2 separate regions of the Homo sapiens genome follow, and region 2 is linked to region 1. Evidence: read pairs that join two places in POLR2A ChIA-PET (ENCODE). Cell type or tissue: OCI-LY7. All regions are shown on one strand. Each heading gives the region's core, and the rest is flanking DNA. Links, peaks and the distances in the headings are about the cores only.

Region 1 (13,198 bases), core at 2,550-10,549:
TGTTTTGGAGTGCCATGAGTGACACCCATTTAAGATAGCCTACTTAATAAATGTTGTGTGTTCTGACTGCTCCACACACTGGCTGTTCCTCTGTCTCTCTCCCTCTCCTCAGGCCTCCCTATTCCCTGAGATAACAATATTGAAATGAGGCCAGTTAATAATCCTACAATGGTTCTTAAGTGTTCAAGTGAAAGGAAGAGTGCACGTTTCTCACTTTAAATCAAAAGCTAGAAATGATGAAGCTTAGATGAAGAAGGCATGTCAAAAGCTGAGATAGGCTGAAAGCTAGGCTTCTCATACCAGACAGCCAGTTGTGAATGCAGAGAAAAAGTTTCTGAAGAGTGCTACTCCAGTGAACATATGAATGATAAAGTTAAACAGCCTTATTGCAGATACGGAGAATGTTTGCATGTTCTGAATATAAAGTCAGACCAGACACAACATTCCCTTAAGCCAAAGCCTAATCCAGAGCAAGGCTCTAACTCTCTTCATTTCTATGAAAGCTGAGAGACGTGAGGAAGCTGCAGAAGTTTGAAGCTAGCAGAGATTAGTTCATGAGGTTTAAGGAAAGAAGCCATCTCCATACATAAAAGTGCAAGGTGAAGCAGCAGGTTCTGAAGTGGAAGCTGCAGCAGGTTATCTAGAAGATTTAGCTAAGATCATTGATGAAGGTGGCTGCACTAAACAACAGATTATCAGTGTAGACAACACTGTCTTATATTAGAAAAAGATGTTACCCAGTACTTTCATAGCTAGAGAAGAGAAGCCAATGCCTGGCTTCAAAGGACAAGCTGACTGTTGAGGGGGTATTGTAGCTGATGACTTTAAGTTGAAGCCAGTGCTCATTGACCATTCTGAAAATCCTAGGGCCTTGGGATTATTCTACCCTGCGCATGTGTATGCTCTAGAAATGGAACAACAAAGCTTAGATGACAGCACATTGTTTACAACATGGTTTACTTTTTTTTTTTTTTTTTTTTTTTTGAGACAGGACCTTGCTTTGTCACCCAGGCTAGAGCGCAGTAGTGCTATCATGGCTCACTGCAGCCTCAATGTCCCGGGCCCAAGCAATCCTCCCACCTGAGCCTCCTGAGTAGCTGGGACTGTAAGCACACCCAACCATGCCTGACTAATTTTTGTGGTGTTTTTTTGGGTTTTGTTTTGTTTTGTTTTGTTTTAGATGGAGTTTCACTCTTGTTGCCCAAGCTGGAATGCAGTGGCGTGATCTCGGCTCATCACAGCCTCCGCCTCCTGGGTTCAAGGGATTCTCCTGCCTCAGCCTCCTCGGTAGCTGGGATTATAGGTGCCCACTACCACACCCAGCTAGTTTTTGTATTTTTGGTAGAGACAAGGTTTCGTCGTGTTGGCCAGGCTGGTCTCGAACTCCTGACCTCAGGTGATCCACCCACCTCAGCCTCCCAAAGTGCTGGGATTACAGGCATGAGCCACCACTCCAAGCCTAATAAATTTTTTGTAGAGACAGTGTTTCATCATGTTGCCCAGGGTGGTCTCGAACTCCTGGGCTCAAGCGATTTGCCTGCCTGGTCCCAACGTGCTGGGATTACAGGTGTGAGCCTCTGCACCTGGCCTAAAGTTGTCTTCTTCTCTCCTTAGTCTTCTCTCTCTGTAGCCATGGAGAAGTTGAGTCATGTTAATTAACACACCAGTGATTTCTGATTATGGAGAAGATAATTTCTCAGCCCTATTAATAAAAATTACATTTTCATTTGAGAGGAGATAGTTTTTAAAATTATTTTATATATTTTAAAATCAAATGGCATATTTGCTTATTTTAACAAATTTTTTGCAAGATAACCCCTGTTAACAGTTTAATTTGTGTCTTTCCATATCGGGTTGACAAACTTTAGCACTTTATGGCAAAATTCACTGTTTTGTATCCTGTGAGCCAAAAATGGTTTTTATATTTTTAAATGGTTGGAAAAAATCAAAAGAATATTTCATGACTCATTAAAGTTATATGAATTCTAATTTCAGTGTCCATAAATAAAGCTTTACTGGAACATAGCCATACACATTTGTATAGTTAATATCTGTAGTTGCTTTTGTGCTGCCACAGCAGAGTCCAGTAATTGGGACAAAGACCTTTTGTCCTACAAAGCCTAAAATGTTTACTGTCTGGTCCTTAACAGAAAAAGTTTGCCAACCCCTGTTCTTCATGTACACCTGCTTTCTTGTTTGCTTTTTCAAAAACAGGACATAAACTGTACTGTGTAAACAGTGAATATGCATTATCTTTTGCTTACTGGAAACTAACTTAAAATATATATCCATTGATCATGCATAGCCCTCCACATTGATATATAGAAATATAACGGTTCTTTTGTTTGTTTTGTTTTGTTTTGTTTTGTTTTTGAGATGGAGTCTCGCTTTGTCGCCTAGGCTGGAGTGCAATGGTGCAATCTCGGCTCACTGCAAGCTCCGCCTCCCGGGTTCACGCCATTCTCCTGCCTCAGCCTCCCAAGTAGCTGGGACTGCAGGCATCTGCCACCACACCCGGTTAATTTTTTTGTCTTTTTAGTAGAGATGGGGTGTCACTGTATTAGTCAGGATGGTCTCGATCTCCTGACCTCGTGATCCGCCCTCCACCCCTTCGGCCTCCCAAAGTGCTGGGATTACAGACGTGAGCCACCGTGCCTGGCCAATATAATGTATTTTTAATAGCTGCACAGATTCCATATTTAGATAACATATTTCATTCACTTGATCCCATTTTGATAGGTCTGATAGGTTTATAGTTCCCTCTCTCCCTGCTACATACATTGTTGTGTCAAAGCATGTGTATTTTTCATTTTTGTAGTGATTACGTAAAGATTACTGTTCAGAACTGAGATTTGTAGCAGTTCACAAATGCACCACTACAAATGTCCTAACTTCCTAGCCATTATTTGCTATCATTTTTTTGTTTGCTCATAAGATCAGTAAAAATTATTTTTATTTGCAAGACCCTGTCAAGTAATGAAGCTAAATCATTTGAACCTGTAAAGACATGCTTTGAAGTAGCTGAAGTTTAACGATTATCTCTGTTTTGTTTGTTTTCTGTTTTTTAAGAGCTCTTAAATGTCAGTAGTTAGAAATTACAAATTTTACTGTAGCAGGTCATCTTTCTTCTCCTTGCTTACAAGGAAGTAACCATTTTTTAGTCTTTCCCCATGACAAGAGTACAATGTGAGAAAGTTTGCTCTGCTTAGCCCAGATCTCTAATGTATATTGAAAACATCCCCATGAAAACACATCTAGATACTGTAAGAAACATCTTTGTTTACAAAGACCATTACATTTTCACTAATCTTTGGACAATTTGAATAAATATGCATAATAGTCTCTTAAGAAATGCTGGCTCTAGGCTATATTATGAAAAAGTTGAAGTTGCCCTTATCACTCCAGACTCTTTTTACCCCTTCATTTGTGCCCTCATGTAGGTGATTATTCTGGCCTTTTCACATACTAATAATACCACTACGGGTTCTCCTTCCTTTACCCTTGGGAAAATTTAAATTCTATTTATACCTTCTGAGGGAATTTACCGTTTAAATTATGAAAGTTTTTCTTGCTTATTGAATGAGGGTTTTTTTGTTGTTTTTGTAACAGCTGTTTTGAGATATAATTCACATGCCATATGAATCACCCATTTAAAACATGTACTTCAGTGGTTTTTAATATATTCACAGAGTTGTGCACAATCCATTTTAGAATATTTTTACCACAATAAGAAGAAATCCTGTATCCTTTAGCAGTCACTTCCTGTTTCTCCCAATCCCTATAGTTTTTAGGCAGCTGCTAATCTACTTTATCTTACAGGTTTGCCTGTTCAGGACATTATGTAAATTGAATCATACAGTATGTAGTCTTTTGTCACTGGCTTCTTTCACTAAGTATGTTTTCAAGATTTCATCCATGTTGCAGCATGTATCACTGTTTCGTTCTTTTTTATTGGAGTAATATTCTGTCACATGGGTATAACCGTGTGAGCACATAACTGTTCAACATTTGATGGACATTTGGGTTATTTCTACTTTTTGGCTCTTATGAACAATGCTGCTATAAACAGTCATGGGCAAGTTTTTATGTGGTCATCTGTCTTTATTTCTCTTAGGTGTATACTTTAGGAGTGGCGTTGCTGGATTATATGGTGCCTCTGTTTAACCTTTTGAAGAACTGCCAGATTGTTTTCCAAAGTGGCTGTACTGTTTACATTCCCACTAGCAGTATATGAGGGTTTCAATTTCCCCTTATCCTCACCAACACTTTGTCATTTTGATTATAGCCATCCTGATGGTGTGAAGTGGCATCTCATTATGATTTTTTATTGTTATAAAATACACATAAAATTTATCATTTTAATCAATTTTAACTTTATAGTTCAGTGTTATTAAGCACATTCACAGTGTTGTGCAACCATCACCCGTATGTTTTCAGAACTTTTTCATCATATTAGTAACTCCTCATTGACCTCTCCTTTCAGTCCCCGGTAACCTCTATTCTCTCTTCTGTTTCAATGAATTTGCCTATTCTAGGTACCTGGTATAAGTGGAAACATACAACATTTGTCCTTTTGTGTCTGGTTTATTTTACTTAGCATAATGTTTTCAAAGGTCACTCATGTTTTAGCATGTGTCAGAGTATCATTTCTTTTTAAGGCTGAATAATATTCCATTTTATGTATATGCCACATTTTGTTTATCCATTCATGTGTTTATGGACATATGGGTGCTTTCCACCCCTTGGCTGTTGTTAATAATACTGCTATGAACATTGGTGTATAAAAGTATCTGAGTCCACACTTTCGGTTCTGTTGGATTATATCTGTAAGTGGAGTTGCTTTGTCATATGGTAATCCTGTTTAATTTTTTGAGGAAATGCCCACTGTTTTCTATGGTGGCTAAACAGGTTTACATTCCTACCAGCAATGCACAAGAGTTCTAATTTCTCCACGTATGTTCATGTGCTTATTGATAATTTGTATATCTTCTTTAGAGAAATGCCTATTTAATTTTTTTGCCTACTTCTGGATTGCTGGATTGTAGGCCAAGTATATTTTCACATTTAGTAAGTCTTGCTGAATTATTCTCCAGAAGAGTTTGTCAATATATACTTCCCTTCAGAATGTATAAAAGTTCTGATGCTCTAAATCCAACTAACGTTGCCAGACTTTATTTACATTTTTTATCCAAGGATGTGTGAAATAGTATTTTGTGATTTTAATTGGCATGTGCCTAATTACTAGTGAGCTTGATCCACCCTTCTTCCCTCCCTGCAGATAGAAGTTTGCCTAGTCATGTCTTTTTTGCATTTTTCTATTGGATTGATGTGTTTTTTTATTGCTTTATAGGCAATATTGACATATTTCTTACATATGTTAATTTTCTCAATTTTTCAGAAATTTAAAAACTTGTTTTTTGAAGTGAGAAGAAAGCAAGTTGAATTTATGTCCTTGGGATTTAACATAGTTCCTGGCAAATTAGTCACTCAATAAATGTAAAATGTATAAATATTTTACAAACATCTAAAAATTTGTTTTATTTTTAAGGAAATAATGCTACCCAAATTAAATAACAAATGAGCTCTAATTGTGCAAAAAATGTGTTACTCATACCTTTATGGTAAAATAATGTATTGGATCTTCCATTGTTCATGCCGTAGACACATTTGTAAGTGGACTAGAAAAATAGTTACCAGTCTTTTCTTGGTATGATAGTCATTTATAGTAGATTGAATCTATTAGATCTTCCAGATACACTTAAATTCTGAGATAAAAATATACATACTCATGTAATTCTTAGCCATGACACTGAAGGGACAGGGATTGGGGAGATGTTGGCCAGAAGACACAAAATTTCAGTTAGATGGGAGGAATAAGTTGAAGAGATCTATTGTAAATCATAGTTTTTACAGTTAATAAAAAAATAAATTATGGGCCGGGCGTGGTGGCTCATGGCTGTAAACCCAGCACTTTGGGAGGCCGAGGCGGGCGGATCATGAGGTCAGGAGATCGAGACCATCCTGGCCAACATGGTGAAACCCTGTCTCTACTAAAAATACAAAATTAGTTGGGCGTGATGGTGCATTCCCGTAATCCCAGCCACTCGGGAGGCTGAGGCAGGAGAATCACTTGAACCTGGGAGGCGCAGGTTGCTGTGAGGTGAGATCGTGCCATTGCACTCCAGCCTGGGCAACAGAGTAAGACTCTGTCTCAAAATAAAATAAAATAAAATAAAATAAATAAAATAAATTACATACTTGAAAATTGCTAAGAGAGTAGATTTTTAAATGTTCTTTCTCCTCATAGAAAAATGCTACGTGAGATAATGCATATGTTAAGTAGTCTGACTTAGCCATTCCACAGTATTTACATGTATCACAGTATCATGTTATACACCATAAATATATACAACTTTTACTTGTCAATTAAAAAGTAAATTTAAAAATGTGAAATGAGATTAAAAAATAAAAGAACTGCTTACTTCTAGAAATATATATATAAATTTTGATTATAGTAGCAGTATCCCACAAAATTTCCATGAAATTCAACAAAGGGAATCCTCTCAAAAGGAAAGCAAGATTTTGTTGAGCCTTGTACTGAACTTGTTTAATCCAGACTTTTTTCCACTTTCAGTTTTATGTGCATGTGAAATGATGTTCATTCTTTTTCTTTTTTTTTCCCCTTGAGGTAAGATCTCGCTCTGTTGCCCAGCTGGAGTGCAGTGGCACAGTTGTGGCTCACTGCAGCCTTGACCTCCCAGATTCAAGAGATCCTTCCACCTCAGCCCCCACAGCCTGCCCCAAGTAGCTGGCTGAGACTACTGGCATACACCTGGTTTTTTTTAATTTTTAATTTTGTAGAGATGGGGTTCTCACTATGTTGCTCATGCTGGCCTCAAGCAATGCTCCCACCTCAGCCCCGCAAAGTGCTGGGATTACTGGCATGAACCACTGTGCCCAGCCTCCATTCTTATTTTTTTAAAGAATTACATCCTACCTGCTTTCAAAATTAATATGAGCCTGTTAAGGCTTTTTTTTTTTTTTTTTTAAACCACCCCTCTTCCACAAAGAAAAACTTTAAATTTGCTTCTGGTCCAGCAACTCAATTTTGTGTGACATATTGCAATATATATGCCCTTCAAATACAGTTGACCCTTGAACAACACAGGTTTGAACTGTGTGGGTCCACTTATATAAGGATTTTCTGCTGCCTCTGCCACCCCTAAGGCAGCAAGAACAACCCCGCCCCCTTCCTCCTCCTCTGCCTATGCAGCATGAAAACAGCAAAGCTGAAGACTTTTATGAACATCCATTTCCACTTAATGAATAGTGAATATATTTTCTCATGATTTTTTTAACATATCACCTTATAAAACTATAGAATATATATAACATACAAAATATGTGTTAATCAACTGTTTGTTATCAGTAAGGCTTCCGGTCAACCGCAGGCTATTAATAGTTAAGTTTGTAGGGAGTCAAAAATTATACATAGGCCGGGCACAGTGGCTCACACCTGTAATCCCAACACTTTGGGAGGCCAAGGTGGGCGGATTACTTGAGGTCAGGAGTACAGAAGCAGCCTGGCCAACATGGTGAAACCCCATCTCTACAAAAAATACAAAAAATTAGCTGGACATGGTGTCACGCACCTATAATCCCAGCTACTCAGGAGGCTGAGGTATGAGAATTGCTTGAGCCTGGGAGGCCAAGGTTGCAGTGAGCCAAGATTATGCCACTGCACTCCAGCCTGGGTGACAGGGAGAGACTCTGTCTCAAAAAAAAAAAAAGTATACATGGATTTATATACTTGAAAATTGCTAAGAGAGTAGAAAGAATTCTCCTCATAGAAAAATGAGTGGGTGGTCAGCACCCCTAACCCCTACATTGCTCAAGGATCGACATAGTTTTAGGAATGAAGTTGATGAGTTTTGCTGATATAGCTTGTGGTTGATTGATAGATTTCCTCTGGGTCTTTCTCTGCCTTCTTTTTTATTTGAAATAGGCTAAAACATCATGTTCTTAGAGCTTGTCATTTAAAATTTAGTATTCAATACTTATATCATTTGGAATATAGCTGTAGTCTTATAATTCAGAAGGTATAGCTTTGCTTGTAATGTTTTATAGGCCTACATAGTGAGCTCTTAAAATGGCACTGCTTTAAAAAATTTCTCATGAGTATTTTGCTTTTAACAGAGAAATAACTTGCTCCAGAGACCAGGCTTTCATTCTTTTCTCTCCTGGTAAAAATTGACTGACTTTCTGTGAGTTCTACAATTTTCTGTATATATCTGTCAGGACAAGTGTTGTATTGTACTTTATTTTATTTATTTATTTACCTTCTTCTCTCCCCCACAATGCTTGCTAGGGTTAGGAAACAGTCTTATTTAAATCCTAACAATGCATGGTATGTATTAATAATTAGAAGGTCACTTAATGTTAAAAATGATTATCAAATAAATAACATATATCTTTGTGTTGTTTTCACTGTCTCCTGCTAATTCCAATTTAGTCCATTTTTAATTTTCTGATGATTAAATGAAATTTAGTGAGTAAACAAATCAGTAAAATATAGTATCTCTTTCTGCTAATGTATTAGAAACTAAGTTTTAGTAAAACTTTGATCGTGTACCCTAGGTACCTGACTGCAAATGTTACTCATCCTTAAGGATTAAGGTGATCTAGGTGTGGGTTTAGCAGACCTTTGTATTGGAATCTTATGATGATTATAGTAGTAGCTAACATTTATAAAAAGGAAAATTTCACTATTTGTTGTTTTTACATGCTGTTTAATTTATCTAATTTAATTTTCTATAACTTTATATGTCATCTAGATGTTCTTAGCTTCATTTTAAAGATGGAGAATCTGAGGCATGAAGAAGTTAAGAAACTTGCCTGGGTATATAGTTACTAAATGATGAAGCCAGTTTTTAAATCCCAGACAGTCTAAATCCAGCACTGTGCTCTTAAGCACCATATGCATATTAAGTAAGTTTTTAGCTTACACATGAACTTTGTATTCCAGGAACAGTTATGTTAGTAAAATATTAAATGGTAGAGAATTTTTTCATAAAGCAAGACAGATAACTGTCTTGCAAGAGTCACCCATTCACCACGAGAGAGAAAAATAAAAGAAATGTGAGTGAGTGAGTTTAGGGCTAAATACATGTAAATACTGAGTTTGTCAGAGGAATCAGGGAGGGAAGTAAAGTAGATTTTTTTTCTTGGGTAAGAAATAAAAGCATTTAGCTCATTTGCTTATAAAAAATAGTAAGAGGAAAACTCTAGCAAAATAAATCTAGAGTCTTGGTTGAGGCCCACTAATGCGAGAACATCTGACCTCTTGGTTGGGCTAAATCTCTAAAACTGATAGGAATAACAAAAATATACTTAATTTTGGTCATATCCTGGCAGAGGGGAAAGGAGGGCAGGAAGATAGATAGCCTCAAAATCCAGGTACAAGAAAGGAAAGGGGATATTCAGAGAAAGAAAAAAACCATAAAAAGGAAGAAATACTAGATGGTGAGGGAAGAGGAGAGAGATACCGATCTTTTCTATCATGCAATTATTGGCTAAATTTGCTTCTTCCAGATTCCCCCTCAGCTACACGAAACTTCTAATAAAGGGGGTTCTTATCTTCTAAAGCAACCCCTAGTCCTATGCATGTCACCAAACTAATAAGTGTCTTTTTTTCATTCCCTGTTTTATCCTGTCTTTGCTGCTTATTCTGAAGCACAACCACAACAAATCAACCACTGTTTGGAGAGTTATTGCAAAGTGTGATGCTTTGCAGGTGTAGAGGAAAATGAAAAATAGCTTCTTCCCCAGAGGGTTTTACAATCTAGTTAGGAATTTTAAATGTAACTTTATTAAAAGATAATTAACAATATCCTACAATATTATGAGTTGTGTGGTATATACAATTCCACACTTACCTATTAGCTCAACCTCTTATTTTTTATTTTATTTATTTATTTTTTTGAGACAGAGTCTTTTACTGTTGCACAGGCTAGAGTACAGTGTTGCAATCTTGGCTCACTGTAACCTCCGCCTCCCAGGTTCAAGTGATTCTCCTGCCTCAGCCTCCCTAGTAGCTGGGACTACAGGTGTGTGCCACCATCCCCAGCTAATTTTTTATTTTTAGTAGAGATGGGGTTTTGTCATGTTGGCCAGGCTGGTCTCAAACTCCTGACCTCAGGCGATCCCTCCACCTCAGCCTCCGAAAGTGCTGGGATTACAGGCGTGAGCCACCGTGCCCAGCCAGCTCAAGCTCTTTAACCAGGTCTTCTCAGCAGGGCACTGTGTCTCCTGCTTTACAGAAAAATTAGGTAGAAAGACAAATATCTTCACCTCCTCTCATCTTCTTCCCTTCATTCTTAGATAAAAGTATCTCTTCTCAGAAAAGGCTCATTCTTTGTCTTGTTTTTTCTATTTTAGCCCTTCACATCTCTAACGCTGGAGCTCTGCTCCATGTCCTTACGTGTTAGTATAAATAACTCTGTTGGTTCCTTCCCTCAACCCTGTAAATCTATTACTCTTACATTTAAATAAAAACACCACTGTCAGCTTTGCAGACACTCTCTTCACCCCCGTCTGGTTAAACCCTTTCCATCTTCAATCACATTCCTTAAAAGACTGCCTTACCTCCCAGCCTCACTTCAGTGCATTGCAGTTATGCTTCTGTTCCCATGACTCCACTGAAACTTCTCTGGTAAAGATTCCTTAATACTGGCCAAATCAGATGGACCATTTTTAGTCATTGTCTTTTGATATCTTTGCAGTCTAACATTATGTCTCCTTTCCTGAACCTATGACTAGCTTTCTGACAGTTTTTATTCTGTCTTCTCTGCTGGATAACTTTGGCCCTATTCCTTTCTCACTCCAAGTCATCAATTCTCACAACTCCAGTTATCAGATATGTCCTAATAAAGCTCCGAAGTGTAATCTCTAATTCAGGCCTCTATCTTAAGCCCAAGACCTAGTTATACTTTTGTTATAATGACCTCAAACTCAGCAGATCCAAAACCACACATCTTTCTGCTCCCTCATTCCCCACACTGTTTTTTTTCCTTTGTTCTCTATCAGTGCATGTTATTGAACCATTTATTCAGTCATCCAAATAGAAAAACAGGGATCTTCCTGTACTTTTTATCCTCTTATGTAATCAATGACCATATTCCATCAATTCTGTCTTGAGTATCATCTATTAAAATTATCCCTTTATGGCTGGGCACTGTGGCTCACACCTGTAGTCCCAGCACTTTGGGAGGCCAAGGTGGGTGGATCACGAGGTCAGGAGATCGAGACCATCCTGGCTAATATGGTGAAACCCTGTCTCTACTAAATATACAGAAAATTAGCCAGGCGTCATGGCGGGCACCTTTAGTCCCAGCTACTCAGGAGGCTGAGGTGGGAGAATGGCGTGAACCCGGGAGGCAGAGCTTGCAGTGAGCCAAGATCAAGCCACTGCATTCCAGCCTGGGCAACAGAGTGAGACTCCGTCTCAAAAAAAAAAAATTATTTATTTCTAATTTCTGGTAGATAAATTTCTGGCAGTAATTTTTTTTTTAAATTCTCAGCACTTTGAAAATTTTTTATATACAGTAGTACTCAAATATCTGGATGAATAGGAGTTTTGAAAAAGAGATTTGACTGTAACAGAAAAGAGAGAAGATGATTCTTAATCATAGAAACAGCTGAGACTGGGTCTCACAAGCTTTTTCCCTGAAATTAGATTTCGATTTGAGAAGAAAGAAATGGCCAGGGTACATAATATACAAATTAGTAATGCACTGCACAAGTGGGAGGTGGTGGGAAAAAAAGCCCTATATACTTTGATGTGCAAGAGGACCTTTTTTGTTATATGCTAATTAGAAAGCACTTTGTTACAGAACTTTTTGGCAGCCCTTCTAACCTTAGGAACCTCTAAGCAATCATTTAATTTGGGTCCATTTATTGTAAAGAAGAGTATAGTTGACACCTGAATTATAAAACTACAGCCTTACATTTGTCTGGTGATTCAAGTATAACGACATACAATCTGCTTTCAAGCCTCTCACCAGTCAATAGCAAGAATTTGAATTCCTTCCTAGCCTGTAATGTTTCAAACACATTATATATTCCCCAACCCACCTCACTCCTGTTAATCTTTCAAGTAACTCCTATACTTTGATGAATCTGTACCAGGTATTAATCAAAAGAGAAGTGCTTTCCTGAGTCTTACTTGTAGAAACACTCTTTTGATGGCTTCTACTTTTCTGTAAAGGCCTTTTTGTTTTGTTTTTGTTTTTGTTTTTTTGAGACGGAGTCTGGCTGTGTCGCCCAGGCTGGAGTGCAGTGGCACGGATTTCGGCTCACTGCAAGCTCCGCCTCCCGAGTTCATGCCATTCTCCTGCCTCAGCCTCCCTAGTAGCTGGGACTACAGGCGCCCGCCACAACGCGCGGCTAATTTTTTTTATTTTTTAGTAGAGATGGGGTTTCACCGTGTTAGCCAGGATGGTCTCCATCTGACCTCGTGATCCCCCTGCCTCACCCGCCCAAAGTGCTGGGATTACAGGTGTGAGCCGCTGTGCCTGGCCTGTGAAGGCCTTTTGTAAGTATTAATCTGGATCATTTTGCCTCATTCCAATGTCTTTTATCAGCTTTTGCTGTTAGTTTATCCTTAGATCAATCTCTTCATGTTCATAACTCCTCACATTTAGTTTGGTTTAGGTTTCATCCCTTCACAGCAGTTTTTGGTGCATGTGTGTTTATAGCTGTTATGTTGTTAATGTTTTATTTTGAGTTGGTTTAAATTTATAAAGTGCAAATGTAAAGCTTAAAAGCAACAAAAAGAGATAAATTGTTTGTTATTACAGGTTTCTTTCTTTTTTTTTTTTTTTTAATGGAGTCTCACTCTGTCGCCCAGGCTGGAGTGCAGTGGCGCGATCTCAGCTCCCTGCAAGCTCTGCCTCCCAGGTTCACACCATTCTCCTGCCTCAGCCTCCCCAGTAGCTGGGACTATAGGCACCCGCCACCATGCCCAGCCAATTTTTTTTTTATTTTTAGTAGAGACGGGGTTTCACCATGTTAGCCAGGGTGGTCTCAATCTCCTGACCTCATGATCCGCCTGCCTCAGCCTCCCAAAGTGCTGGGATTACAGGCTTGAGCCACCGCACCCAGCCCCTATTACAGGTTTCTTAATGCTAGTACTGCAGTT
Region 2 (13,198 bases), core at 2,629-10,628, 110 kb before region 1:
ACCCAACCAGCCCCAGGCATCTCTTAGTTGCCACAGGACTCCTGGCAGAAGTTCCAGCAGGTCCCTCTTGACTAGACCCCAGCTCATAAGAAGGACTCAAACCAAATCGCACTGCCTTTTGCCAAAACGGACTCAAACCAAATCAGCTATGCTTTTCATTTACGGTGTGCCTTTTCATTTAAAGCTGTGCCTTTCATTTCATGTAAGGAATATACGTGCATCACTGGCGATCACCTAGGGCTGAGAGAGCAGCCAATAAGCCTTGAAGTGGGGTAAGCCCGTATCATTTTCTCCATAAAATGGATAAGTTCGTTCATGAGAAAGGCATTCGTATTTGTGCAAACCAGGCATGACAGAGAGCCCTATGTGGTTCAGTGCAAGCAAAAAACACAGTAAAAGAAACAGCAGTCCTGCAGAAAAAAATGTAATTTAAATCCATTAAGATATTTACCCAGTCTCGAGGGGCGTGGTGGCTCACACCTGTAATACCAACACTTTGGGAGGCTGAAGTGGACGGATCACAAGGTCAGGAGTTCGAGACCAGCCTGGCAAATATGGTGAAACCCCGTCTCTACTAAAATTACGCAAATTAGCTGGGCATGGTGGCGCTCACCTGTAATCCCAGCTACTCAGGAGGCTGAGGCAGGAGAATCGCTTGAACCTGGGAGGCGGAGGTTGCAGTGAGCCGAAATCTCACCACTGCACTCCAGCCTGGGCAACAGAGTGAGACACTGTCTCTCATATGTGTGTGTGTATATATAAGTGTGTGTGTGTGTGTGTGTGTGTGTATGTATATATGTGTGTGTATATATATACGTATATATATGTGTATATATATATACATATCTATATATGTGTGTGTGTATATATATATATATATACATATATATATTTACCCAGTTTCAAGAGAAAAAAGTCAAAGGGGTAAGAGTATTCTTCATACACAGTCTAACATCTCTTTCTTCCACTCACAGTTGTCTTATTTTGTTCCTCTTCACTCTCCCAAAACTTAGCCCATGTTCCCCAGCTCCCCTCTGCACCTGCATCTGCCACACACGTACATACATACACACACTTCACATACATGCACGCATATATACAAACACACACACATATGCGCGCACACACACACACACACACACACACACTCTCTCTCCAGCCCTTGATGCTTTCCCCCTCTCTCTTCCTCCTGGACCTTTTCTTTGCTCCATTCCCAACACACAGGTCCCTGGTCTGTCTCTGGCTCCTTCCAAGCCTTGGCTCTTCTTAGGTATTATCCCCAGCAGCACAGCAGCAGACCAGCTGACCTGGACTATTTCTTAGGCAGTAGTCAGGTAAGCTGTACCTACTCATATGGAGATATTGTTTGATCCTGAGCCTCTCCTGATGTCTCTTTTTAGCCCCCAGGGGGAGGTTTTAATATCCACATCCACCAGCATCTTCTCCCTAGGGGAGAAGGGAGTGAGATGGGGAGAAGAAAGTGAGAGGAATCGAAACATGTCTAAGGAAACTAAGAGGCAGAGGTTATTTCGATCTGCTCTTTATAATCATCTCAGATGCCTGCCCTGGGCAATGTCTAGGTTATTACTGAATTCTGGGGACACTCCCATATTAGCCCAATGACTAATCAAAAAAAGCAAGCTGACCATAGTCAACTAGAGGGTAAGGAACCAAGTGAAAATAGAGAGAGTTCTCCGGACCTCTGAATCTGGGTACAATCATTCAGTATGAAGATAGGAGCTAGGAGAAGAGAGAAAACATGGAATTGTATTTTGATTGACTTTTTTCTGATTACAAAAGTCATATATGTTCAATGTAGAAAACCAGGAAGATACTGAAAAATACAAGAAGGTGTTAAAAAAAAAAAACACTTATGACCCCACCACCTAGATTTAATCAAGATTAACATGTTAGTTTACCTTTCCAGTGTGGTTTTCAATGCATATTCTTTTTAAAATCAAGTTAGAAACATAGTGTATATGCTATTTTAGAAATTCTTTCTCAGCTGGGCGTGGTGGCTCATGCCTGTAATCCCAGCACTTTAGGAGGCCAAGGCAGGTGGATCACCTGAGGTCAGGAGTTCAAGACCAGCCTGGCCAACATGGTGAAACCCCATCTCTACCAAAAATACAAAAATTAGCTGGGCATGATGGCACACACCTGTAAATCTCAGCTATTCTGGAGGCTGAGGCAGGAGAATTGCTTGAACTTGAGAGGTGGAGGTTGCAGTGAGCCAAGATCGCACCACTGCACTCCACTCCAGCCTGGGCAACAGAGAGAGACTCTGTCTCAAAAAATAAAAAAGAAAGAAAAGAAAGAAATTCTTTCTCATACATTACATCATAAATCTTTTCCCAAATCATTAAATATTCTTCTGCAATATGATTTGTTAAAGCTATATATGATTTTGTGCAATAGATATGCTATAATAGGCTTACCCAATTTTATATGGAAGAGCACTTACGCTGTTTCCAGGCATAGAATTCTAAATATGGCAAGGTTATCTGCACAACTCCTGTTTTCAGGCATGCTGACCTCCATTCCTTACAAGCAGATAATGATCCCTTTAAAGTTCTCTGCTCAAGAGAACCGTGCCATAGCAGAAGTAATTCTTCCCCAAGCGTTCAGCTGTCCTGTGTTCTCCAGGGAAAGCCTAGCATTGGGCGTTGGGCATGCTTGCCTCTAAATGGGAAGGCCAGTTCATTCTTAAGCAGATGGAGAGAAAGCATTTGTCATTCTAAATCCGGGAAGTAGCTCAATTCAATTCAATTGCATAATTCTTAAAAACATATTTTGCGCCACTCCTGAAAATGGTATTATAGAAGAAAAGTATGGTTTCTACCTTTAAGAAGATTGCTGACCGGGCTGGGCGCAGTGGCTCATGCCTGTAATCCCAGAACTTTGGGAGGCCGAGGCAGGCAGATCCCCTGAGGTCAGGAGTTAGAGGCTAGCCCGACCAACATGGCAAAACCCCGTCTCTACTAAAAATATAAAAATTAGCTGGGCATGGTGGTGCATGCCTGTAGCCCCAGCTACTCAGGAGACTCAGGCATGAAAATCGCTTGAACCCGAGACACGGAGGTGGTGGTGAGCTGAAATTGCGCCACTGCATTCCAGCCTGGGCGACAGAGCAAGACTCTATCTCAAAAAAAAAAAAAAAAAGAAGAAGAAGAAGATTGCTGGCGGGGTGTTGTGGCTCATACTTGTAATCCTAGCACTTTGGGAGGCCAAGGAAGGAGGATCACTTGAGCCAAAGAAGTCAAGGCTGCAGTGAGCTGTGATCACACCACTCCATGCCAGCCTGGGTGACAGAGTGAAACCCTGTCTCAAAAAGAAAAAAGAAAAGATTGCCATCTTCCTGGGGTGACAAACATAATTTTAAAAGAATCAGGTAGAAACATAGGACTGTATTTATGATGAAACAACTATGACTAAATGCTATGTTTTTCAGATTACACGTGCCTTAGGAAGTGAGAAAAGTATAAGTGCAATGTGGAATTGGGTGGTTGAGAAAACTCCAGAGAGGACCTGGTAGAGCTTGGAGGCAAGGTGGGCAAGGAACATTTCAAGAGGAGGGGACACTACAGCTGAGGCACAGAGGTGAGAAAGCACAGGAAGCAAGAAAGAGGCTCATCTGGCTGCAGCAGAGGGAGAAATAGTAAATTAGATCAGATAACTCATATATTGGGCACGTGTGCAGAGGGCCAAAAAGATGTTTGGCCTTAATTCTATAGGTATTCCCCTTTGCCATAGATGTTACACCAAGAAAGAACACATTGAATCAAGCAAATTTAAGCTGGGTTTTTGTTTTTGTTTTTTGGTGGTGGGGGGGATGATTTATAAGCAGGACTTCCCAAAGCTTTTAATATGCTTATATATGTGGCAGTGTTGAGAGGGGAAGATTTGATATTCCAAGTATTTTTGGCCACAGAACTCTTTTTATCATGGAACATTTCCAGTGTTCCATGAGACACAATTAGGGGCTAGTGAGCCACTGACTTTTGAGTTGGAAAGTGACACATGGGGAAAGCAAAGTTTTGGAAGATTGATCTCACGGTAGAATATAAGGTGAACAGGAGAGAAAAGAGCCTGGATTCAGGCAACACAATCAGATGATTGGATACAGGCTCAAGATTAGGGGGTGGGTTGCACTACACTGGAGCGGAGAATGGAGAGCAAAAGCACTGATTGAATGCACAGTCTTCTGTTGGATCCTGGGATGATACAGAAGTGTCAGAGTTCCTGGGTCTTGTAGGAGTTCCAATGAGCATCAATCAAAAGTTTGATTGTAAGGCACAGAAATCAACTTGGACCAGCTAAAGCAAAAAGACCATTTTTAGGGAAATAGGGATGTGTCACAAAGAACTGCATCTAGGTACTGGAAATCAACAAAAAGTTCCCCATCTGATCTCAGCTTCTCTGTGTGTCTACTACATACACTATCTTTCTCCTCTTTTCTTTCCTCTCTACCCCCTACCTCCCTCCTCTCTCTTTTTTTTTTTTTTTTTGTTTTTTGGTTTTTTTATGTTTGTTTGTTTGCTTTTGGAGACACGGTCTCCCTCTGTCACCCAGGCTGGAGTGCAGTGGCTTAATTACTGCAGCCTCAATCTCCTGGGCTCAAGTGACCCTCCCACCTCAGCCTCCTGAATAGCTGGGACCACAGGTGCAAGCCACAGTGCTCAGCTAATTAAAAAAAATTTTTTTTTCAGAGATGGGGTCTCACTATGTTGTCCAGGCTGGTCTCAAACTCCTAGGCTCAAGCAGTCCTCCCGTTTCAGCCTCAAAAAGTGCTGGGATTACAGGTGTGAGCCATCGCACTCCACCTTCTCTATAGTTACTGAGTTTGCGTGTTACACTGAGTTTACATCTTACATTTCTAGCCATATCAGAAACGACCTCTGCACCTCTCTTTCCCAATTTGAGATTTCTAATAGAAAGAATCTTGTTCACCCAGCTTGGGACTCATTGAGTTATGACCAGTGGGATAGATTTTAGAAGATAAACATGTCTATAGGGACTTACCGTGTGAATTAGTGGGGGAGCCGCTTACCAGGCAGAGGGGTCTGCTGTAAAGTGATACTGTGACTTTAAATTGAAAGTAAGCTTCTAGAAGAGTTGAAGAGGAGTGGATTATTGTTGAATGGATGTATAACTAATGAAGCTTTAAAGGAAGTTTATTAGAAAGTCCATGTCCTTGTCTCTTTCCCAAACTCCTTTAGTTCCCAAGTCCTGAAAGAATCTATGGATAAGGGAAGCAGAATACTATAGTGGTTAAGAGCACATGCTCGAGGTTAAACTGTCTGTATTTTGGATCCTGGCCTTGAGGACTTGGGCAAGTTACGTGACCTGCCTGAGCCTCAGTTTCCTCACCTGTAATATGGGTATCACGAGGAATAAATAAGGTAATATGTGTAAAGTGCTTGGCACAATGCTCTTGATAATGTTAGCAACATAATTTTGTAATGAAAATTAACTGATGGGGCTGAAATGTGCATCAGCAGATCCAAATATCCTTGATAAACTGGCCAAAAGAAAGATGAATTGGCAGAGAGGCAAGTGTTCATCTCAGTTCTCCAGATATCCCTGCAAATGTGGCCTCTGGAGTAGAAGATTTAGGGAGAAAAATAAGCCATGAAGCTCTTCTGGCACCAACATGAACTTCAGGGATCATGGGACATTTGGGCCAGTAACATTCCTCTTTGTTCCTAGAGATTTAATATCTACCTACCAACTAAATGGCCTTGATTTGGAGGAGAGAAGACAAGAAGAGGAATTGCTTTCAGCTGGTCCTTGCCTTTAACTAACCAGGGGTACAAAAATTTTAAAATACAAAGGAGACCATGTGTAAAACATTAGTTAAGCTCAGATATAAATCTAGTCTTTGACCAGTCCAGAGCTAATCAATATGCTTTTCTACTCTCTTTGAACTTTTGAGTTTTCTGGCAACAACAAAAATCCCAAACCTCATCCAAAACCGTAGTCCAGACAGCCCAGTTTCTGCACTCCCTTCCTTGTGTCACATATTGTTGACAGAACTACTCCCGTTACCACATTCATTCCAGTGGTGATTCAAATTCTTCTGCAGAAATGGACTTGAAAGACAGAAAACTGCTCCTGTAATCACTTAATAAGGAATCTTGGATGAGGAATACAGAGCTATGAATATGGATTTACTCTTAGCCTTTATGGATGCCTTTTTCTCAGTTATTTTCACTGAAAATCATGATGAACTGATTTAAATATCAAGGTAAACTGAGATGGAAAATTACCGATAATAAGAGTTTTCTGAAAATATAGATTGGCCTCTTTAAAGCACATCGAGTTTGTTTTGTTTAAATTACAAATTCACATATATTTGAAATGTGTTTAAATGTGTCAGTTTTAGGCAAAACTAAACTATTTGATTCCTTTCCAAAAATCAGGAATTTGCTTTGGAAAAAAACCATGCAGTTTGATTTACAAAGCAGAGCGGGGGGGAAGTAGTGGGTGAGAAAGACCCACCCAAAGGCTGCAGCCAGCTTCCCCAGGAAGATTCATAACCATGCCACAATACTGTCCTTCAATTCGTTCCAACAGATTTTACTATAACTCTAAATCATTAGAAGCAACTGCTGCTATGACTAGTGCTATCTTTGCCTCAAAAAGAGGAAAAATCAGGACATACAATATAATCCCCTCAGGATCTAGGAGAGAAATCAGCCCATTTGTCATAAGAACTGAAAACCTCAGCTAAATAGTATATGAAACATTGGTATTTCATACCTTGACATTACATATTTTTGAAAATAAAGTAAGCATACACACAAGAAGTGGCTAGATGCAGCAGTTATAAAGTGGCTTAAGTTGGGTTAACTAAATATAACCTAGAAAAACCATCTTATCTATTGCAAATTATTTCCAGAAAAAGGTAAGAAAAATCCAACCAACACTTTTTAAACATCCTGAGCTATTCACAGCAAGTGAATCTTTACCCTTACCAGATGTATAAACATTTACATAAGGCAGGAGGTTCAACACTTGGAGAGTGTAATCAAGGCAGTAGTAACGCAGTGCTCCTCTCTTTGACTTGAATGACTTCCTCCCCATTAGGGTCATTATTGTTTTGCAGTGTCCCAGGGATGAAAGGACTTTGAAAGGTCATGTGTCTTGTGACCCAACTAGCAGCATCAGCATCACTGGGGAGAAACTCAAGCAGAAGCTTGAGTCTACTCCACTCTTGCTGACACCAAATCTGCATTTTTACAGGATTCTTGGGTGAGTCACACACATATTCAAGGTTAAAATATGCCACCCTAGGTCTTTCTCCTGCTTCTGAGCAAAACTGGGCACAAGGGACAAACTAGTTTCCTTCAGCCACTTTCAAATCCTTTATAGAGTGTACTGTGTGAGTCACTGAGAGGAAAGAGGAAATAATACTTATTTAGGGAAGTCTTGCATAACTTAACAAAGTTAGTAACTTCTTCAATACACTCAAGTACCTATTTTTGGAAGCCCTACAGGTTAGGTCAAAGTAAAGAGAAGCAAAAAATGGAGTGAGTTCTAGTAAAAAACTCTGACAAAATAAGGGAAGTGTAGAAGCTGAGTCTATGAGGGATGAGAGAAGCAATTTACCAAATTATCAGATCCAAAATCATCTCTGCACTGTAGATGATTTATAGCCCTGGAAGCTTAGAGGCTTGAGTCTCTTGCTGTATTTCATTTCAAATTAGTAATTTTTATCTAGGGCTTCCCTATGGCTTAAAGTGAAGGCCCTGGAATTTCTGAAGTGAAATTATCTGATGATTTTTATGTATGGTCATTCTGTAGTTATCCTGTAAGTTTCATATTTGTAACAAGACTGGAATCCGAACAATAGAAAACTCTGTGGCAGTAAGCCAAAACCTGATGGACTTAGGAGAGTTACGTATGTGTGTTTCAGTGGTCCTCAAATTCAGCTGCCTATTAGAATCACCTGGACTTTGAAAAAAAAAGAGCTTTCTTGAGGTATAACTGACAAATAATAAGACAAACATATTTCAGTATACAATTGGATGAGTTTTGACATGTTATATTCTTGTGAAACCATCACCACAATCAAGCTATTCACCCCCCAAATTTTCGTGCCCCTTTGTTGTCCCACCCTTCTTTCTGCAACCACTGATCTGCTTTCTATCACTATGGATTAATTTGTATTTTCTAGAAGCTTAAATAAGTGAAACCATATGGTGTGCATGTTTTGCAGGGAGAGGGCAGGGGGAGCTGGTTTCTTTCACTCGGTGTAATTGTTCTGAGAGTCATCCGTGTTTGCATGTGTTAATAGTTTATTCTTTTTATCGGTAAGTAGTATCCCATTGTGTGGATGTACCACATGTTGTCTAACCATTCACAACTAAAGGATACTTGGGTTGTTTCTCATTTGGGGCAATTGAAAATAAGCAGTATAAACTGCTATAAACAGTCATGTACAGATATAAGCATGTATGTTTCCATTTTTCAAGGTAAATACCTAGAAGTGGGTATGGTAAGTGTATGTTTAACTTGAAAAGAAACTACCAAAATGTTTCCAAAGTGGTTGTACCATTTTGCTTACCTACCAGAAATGTGTAAGAGTTCTAGTTACTCCACATACTTCCTAGCAGTTGATATTCTCAGTTTTTTTTTTTATTTTAACCGTTCTAATAGCTGTGTAATGGTATTCCATTACAGTACTAATTTAAATTTCCCTAATAACTACTGAGGTTGAAAAAATCTTTCATGGGCATATTTGCCATCCTTGTATCTTCTCTGGTGACGAATCTTTCATGCCTTCTGCTTATATTTTAACCAGGGTTTTGTTTTGCTTTTTCTTAACTGTTGAGTTTTAAGAGTCTATATATACTGCAAACAACTCCTTGGTAAGATATATGATTGGCAAATCCTTTCTCCTAATCTTTTTATTTCCTTAACAATGCCTTTCAAGAACAGAAATTCTTAATTTGATGCAATGCAATTTATTAGTTTTCTTTTTTCTTTTTTTTTTTTTTTTTTTTTTTGAGACGGAGTCTCGCTCTGTCGCCCAGGCTGGAGTGCAGTGGCGCGATCTCGGCTCACTCCAAGCTCCGCCTCCCGGGTTCACGCCATTCTCCTGCCTCAGCCTCCCGAGTAGCTGGGACTACAGGCGCACACCACCACGCCTGGCTAATTTTTGTATTTTTAGTAGAGATGGGGTTTCACCATGTTGGCCAGGCTGCTCTCAAACTCCTGACCTCAGGTGATCCACCCGCCTCAGCCTCCCAAAGTGCTGGGATTACAGGCGTGAGCCACCATGCCCAGCGTATTAATTTTCTTGCATGGATGGTGCGTTTGGTGATCTGAGAAATCTTTACCTAACCCAAGGTCACAGAGATTTTCTCCTGTTTGCTTCCAAAATTTTTATACGTTTAGATTTTATATTTAAGTCTATTTTGAGTTAATTTTTGTATATAATGCAAAGTTTAGAATGATGTTTAGTTTTTTGTCTATAATCTATGAATATCCAATAGTTCTAGCACCATTTATTGAAAAGACTGATCTTTATCTACTGAAGTGTCTTTGCACTTTTGTTGAAAGTCAATTGACAATTGACCATATATTTGTGGGTCTATTCTGGATTCTCTATTCTGTTACATTGATCTATTTTTCTATCTCAATACAAATATCAAATTGGGTATTTGTATTAAGACAAATATAATTTGTCTGGGTATTTGTCAAGACAAATAAAAATTGTCTTGATTACTGTAGCTTTATTGCAAGTCTTGAAATCTAACTTTATTCTTTTTCTAAGAAAAATATGAATTCTAGATTAAGCTTGAATTTTAGAATAAGTTTGCCAGTTTCTGAGAGGGGAAAGCCTACTGGAATTTTGATGAGGATTGCATTGAATCTACAGATCTATTAGGGGAAAACTGACATCTTAACAATATTGAGTCTTTCAATCCATGAGCACAAAGTCTTTTTTCATTTTTCTCAGCAACGTTTTCTTAGTTTACAGATCTTACAGCTCTTTTGTAAGGTTTTTATCTAAATATTTAATTATTTTGTACTATCATAAGTGTTATTATTTATATAATTTTAATTTCCAAGTATTTATTGAAACCATTTAGAAACAGTTGATTTTTTATATTGATCTTTTATCCTGCAGGCTTGTTAAACTCATTTATTAGTTCTGTAGCTTTTTTGTAGAGTCCATCAAATTTTCTACATAGAGAGTCATGTTATCTGAGAATAAAAACAGTTTTGCTTCTTCTGCTCCAATCTTAATTCATTTTATATTTTTTTCTTGACTTATTGCACTGGCTACAACCAGTACAATGCTGAATAAATATAGTGACAGTGGATAGCCTTTCTTTGTTCATGGTCTTAAAGGAAAAGCATTCAGTCTTTCCCATTAAGTATGATGTTAGCTTTAGGTTTTTCATAGATGCCCTTTCTCAAATTAAAGAAGTTTCCTACTTTACTGAGAGTTGCTTTATTTAAAATCAGAAATGAGGCCAGTCACAGTGACTCACACCTGTAATCCCAGCACTTTGGGAGGCCAGGGTGGGAAGATTACCTGAAGTCAGGAGTTCGAGACCAGCCTGGACAACATGGTAAAACCCTGTCTGTACTAAAAATACAAAAATTAGCTGGGAGTAGTGGTGCATGCCTGTAGTCCCAGTTATTTGGGAGGCCGATACAGGAGAATTGCTTGAACCTGGGAGGCAGAGGTTGCAGTGAGCCAAGACTACACCACTGCACTCCAGCCTGGGCAACAGAATGAGAAAAAAAAAAAGAGAGAGAGAGAGAAGGAAAGAGAGAAGGAAAGAAAGACAGAAAGACCAAAAGAAAGAAAGAGAGAGAGAGAGAGAGAGAGAGAGAGAAAGAAAGAAAGAAAGAAAGAAAGAAAGAAAGAAAGAAAGAAAGAAAGAAAGAAAGAAAGAAAGAAAGAGATCTTGGATTTTGTCAGATTCTTTTTCTGCATCTATTGAGATATTCATATGGTTTTCCTTTTCGGCCTGTTACTGTGGTGAATCACTGAGTGACTTTCAAATATTAAACTAACCTTGCATTCCTGGGCTATGGCTATAATGTACTATCCTTTTATATATTGTTATATTCTATTTGCTATATTTTCCTAAAAATTTTTGCATTTATACTCATGAAGGATATTAGTCTGCAGTTTTGCTTTCTTGTTATATATTTGTCTGGGTTTGATATCAGAGATCAGAGTAATATCAGTATTGTAGGCACCAGTAAATATTTCCTTATAATGCTTTTTATTTTTATTTTTTAAATTTTTTTATTTTTGAGACGGTGTTTTGTTCTTGTTGCCTGGGCTGGAGTACAATGTCACGATCTCAGCTCGTTGCAACCTCTGCCTCCCGGGTTCAAGCGATTCTCCTGCCTCAGCCTCCCGAGTAGCTGGGATTACAGACACACACCACCACACCTAGCTAATTTTGTATTTTTAGTAGAGACAGGGTTTCACCATGTTGGTCAGGCTGGTCTTGAACTCCTGACCTCAGGTGATCTGCCTGCCTTGGCCTCCCAAAGTGCCGGGATTACAGGTGTGAGCCACCATGCCCAGCGTACAATGCTTTTTTTTTTTGAGACAGAGTCTCACCCAGGCAGAAGTGCAGTGGCATGATCTTGGCTCACTGCAACCTTTGCCTCCTGGGTTCAAGCGATTCTCCTGCCTCAGCCTCCCCAGTAGCTTGGACTACAGGCACACGCCACCACACCCGGCTAATTTTTTGTATTTTTAGTAGAGATGGGGTTTCACCATGTTGGCCAGGCTGGTCTCGAACTCCTGACCTCAGGTAATCTGCCCACCTCAGCCTCCCAAAGTGCTGGGATTACAGGTGTGAGCCACTGCCCCCGGCCATGGCTGGGATTTAAACCCAGGCTTCCTAAGTCAAAGTTTATTGCTGTATATATATACAGGTTTTTTTTTCTTTTTTCTTTTTTTTTCTTTTTTTGAGGCAGAGTTTCGCTCTTGTTGCCCAGACTGGAATGCAATGGCATGATCTCGGCTCAACACAACCTCTGCCTCCCGGGTTCAAGCAATTCTCCTGCCTCAGCCTCCCAAGTAGCTGGGATTACAGGCATGCGCCACCGCACCCAGCTAATTTTGTATTTTTAGTAGAGATGGGGTTTCTCCATGTTGGTCAGTCTGGTCTCGAACTCCCGACCTCAGATGATCTGCCCGCCTCAGCCTCCCAAAGTGCTGGGATTACAGGCATGAGCCACTGCGCCTGGCCAGTTTATTGCTATTTTTTAGCATATCATAGCTACTTATATTTTGTTCTGTGACATGTGTTTATTGACTTGGATTCTGTCTGCATTTCTCTTTTGTCCCCTGAATACACTGTTTTGGGTTGTGGGCAGGAGCCCCATCTAACCCAAACCTTATAATTTTCACTGGACCTACCGCACTGTCTGTACCCAGAAGATGATTCTAGGGTTTTTCTTTTTCCTTTTGAGAGATCTAAGTATCTGGGTTTATCTGACCACATAGTATTCATCAGTCTGCCTTTTTCATGGTCCCTCCACAATCTAAGATTTAAATCAGGCTGTAATTAACTCTAGCACACAGGCTTTTCTACAGAAACCTTCCCAGGCTGCACTGTCAGCCTGCTTCTCTCCATTAATGCATGCCATTGGCAGCCAGAAACCAGATTTTGCCCTGAGCTACCCACACAAGTTTGAGGCAAGATTATGGGTGAAGAAAAGCTTGGGGTGGATGCATCTCCTATATGTAAAGGCTGTTTTGTTTGAGTGATTCCAAGTGCTGGTACACTATGATTAATTAACTTGGTTAAGGATTAATTCTTAAAAATCAGGAATGATTTGAATCGTTCCTCCAAGTGAGTTGCTCAGCTGCCTCCAGGGAGAGGATCAGTTGAAAAAAGTGGACAATTAATGTCTTAGAGATGACATTATCTCTTTGACATTCCATAGAGATAAAGAGAAAGGCTAATGAGGCATCTCTTTGACACACACTTTCTCTCTCTGTTTTTATTTATTTATTTATTTTTGGTTCACAGGTATCCTCAGCCCTAATATAGACTAATAAATCTAAGCCTGTAAGCCTGTGAGTTTGTTTCTTTTCGTAAGTATTCAGCAATGCAAATCCTACCCCCAAAACTGTCTTCTTTGACCCATTTCCTGTATTCCTGTATCTGTTATCTTCAGATCTCTCCACCTGACTGTCCTCATTATT

What was found. ChIA-PET counts read pairs that join two places held together with the same protein. Peaks named below come from ENCODE experiments on the same cell type or tissue, not always from the same donor. Only the 100,000 strongest peaks of a DNase experiment are listed, where the experiment ranks them.
Region 2: POLR2A ChIA-PET joins it to region 1 with 12 read pairs; 8 of 35 experiments call an interaction of 5 or more read pairs at or near these places.

What each region holds. Positions count from the first base shown.
Region 1 is chr2:42,220,444-42,233,641 of GRCh38, forward strand. The region is part of intron 1 of EML4 (EMAP like 4); the gene reads left to right. Among named protein-coding and RNA genes, the nearest start is that of EML4-AS1, 57 kb to the left of the region's middle. In OCI-LY7, for the core only: no CTCF peak of the experiment used is centred there; no DNase peak of the experiment used is centred there.
Region 2 is chr2:42,111,016-42,124,213 of GRCh38, forward strand. No RefSeq gene overlaps it. Among named protein-coding and RNA genes, the nearest start is that of EML4, 52 kb to the right of the region's middle. In OCI-LY7, for the core only: no CTCF peak of the experiment used is centred there; a DNase peak (open chromatin) is centred at 7,466; H3K4me3 peaks cover 875 bases; H3K27ac peaks cover 893 bases.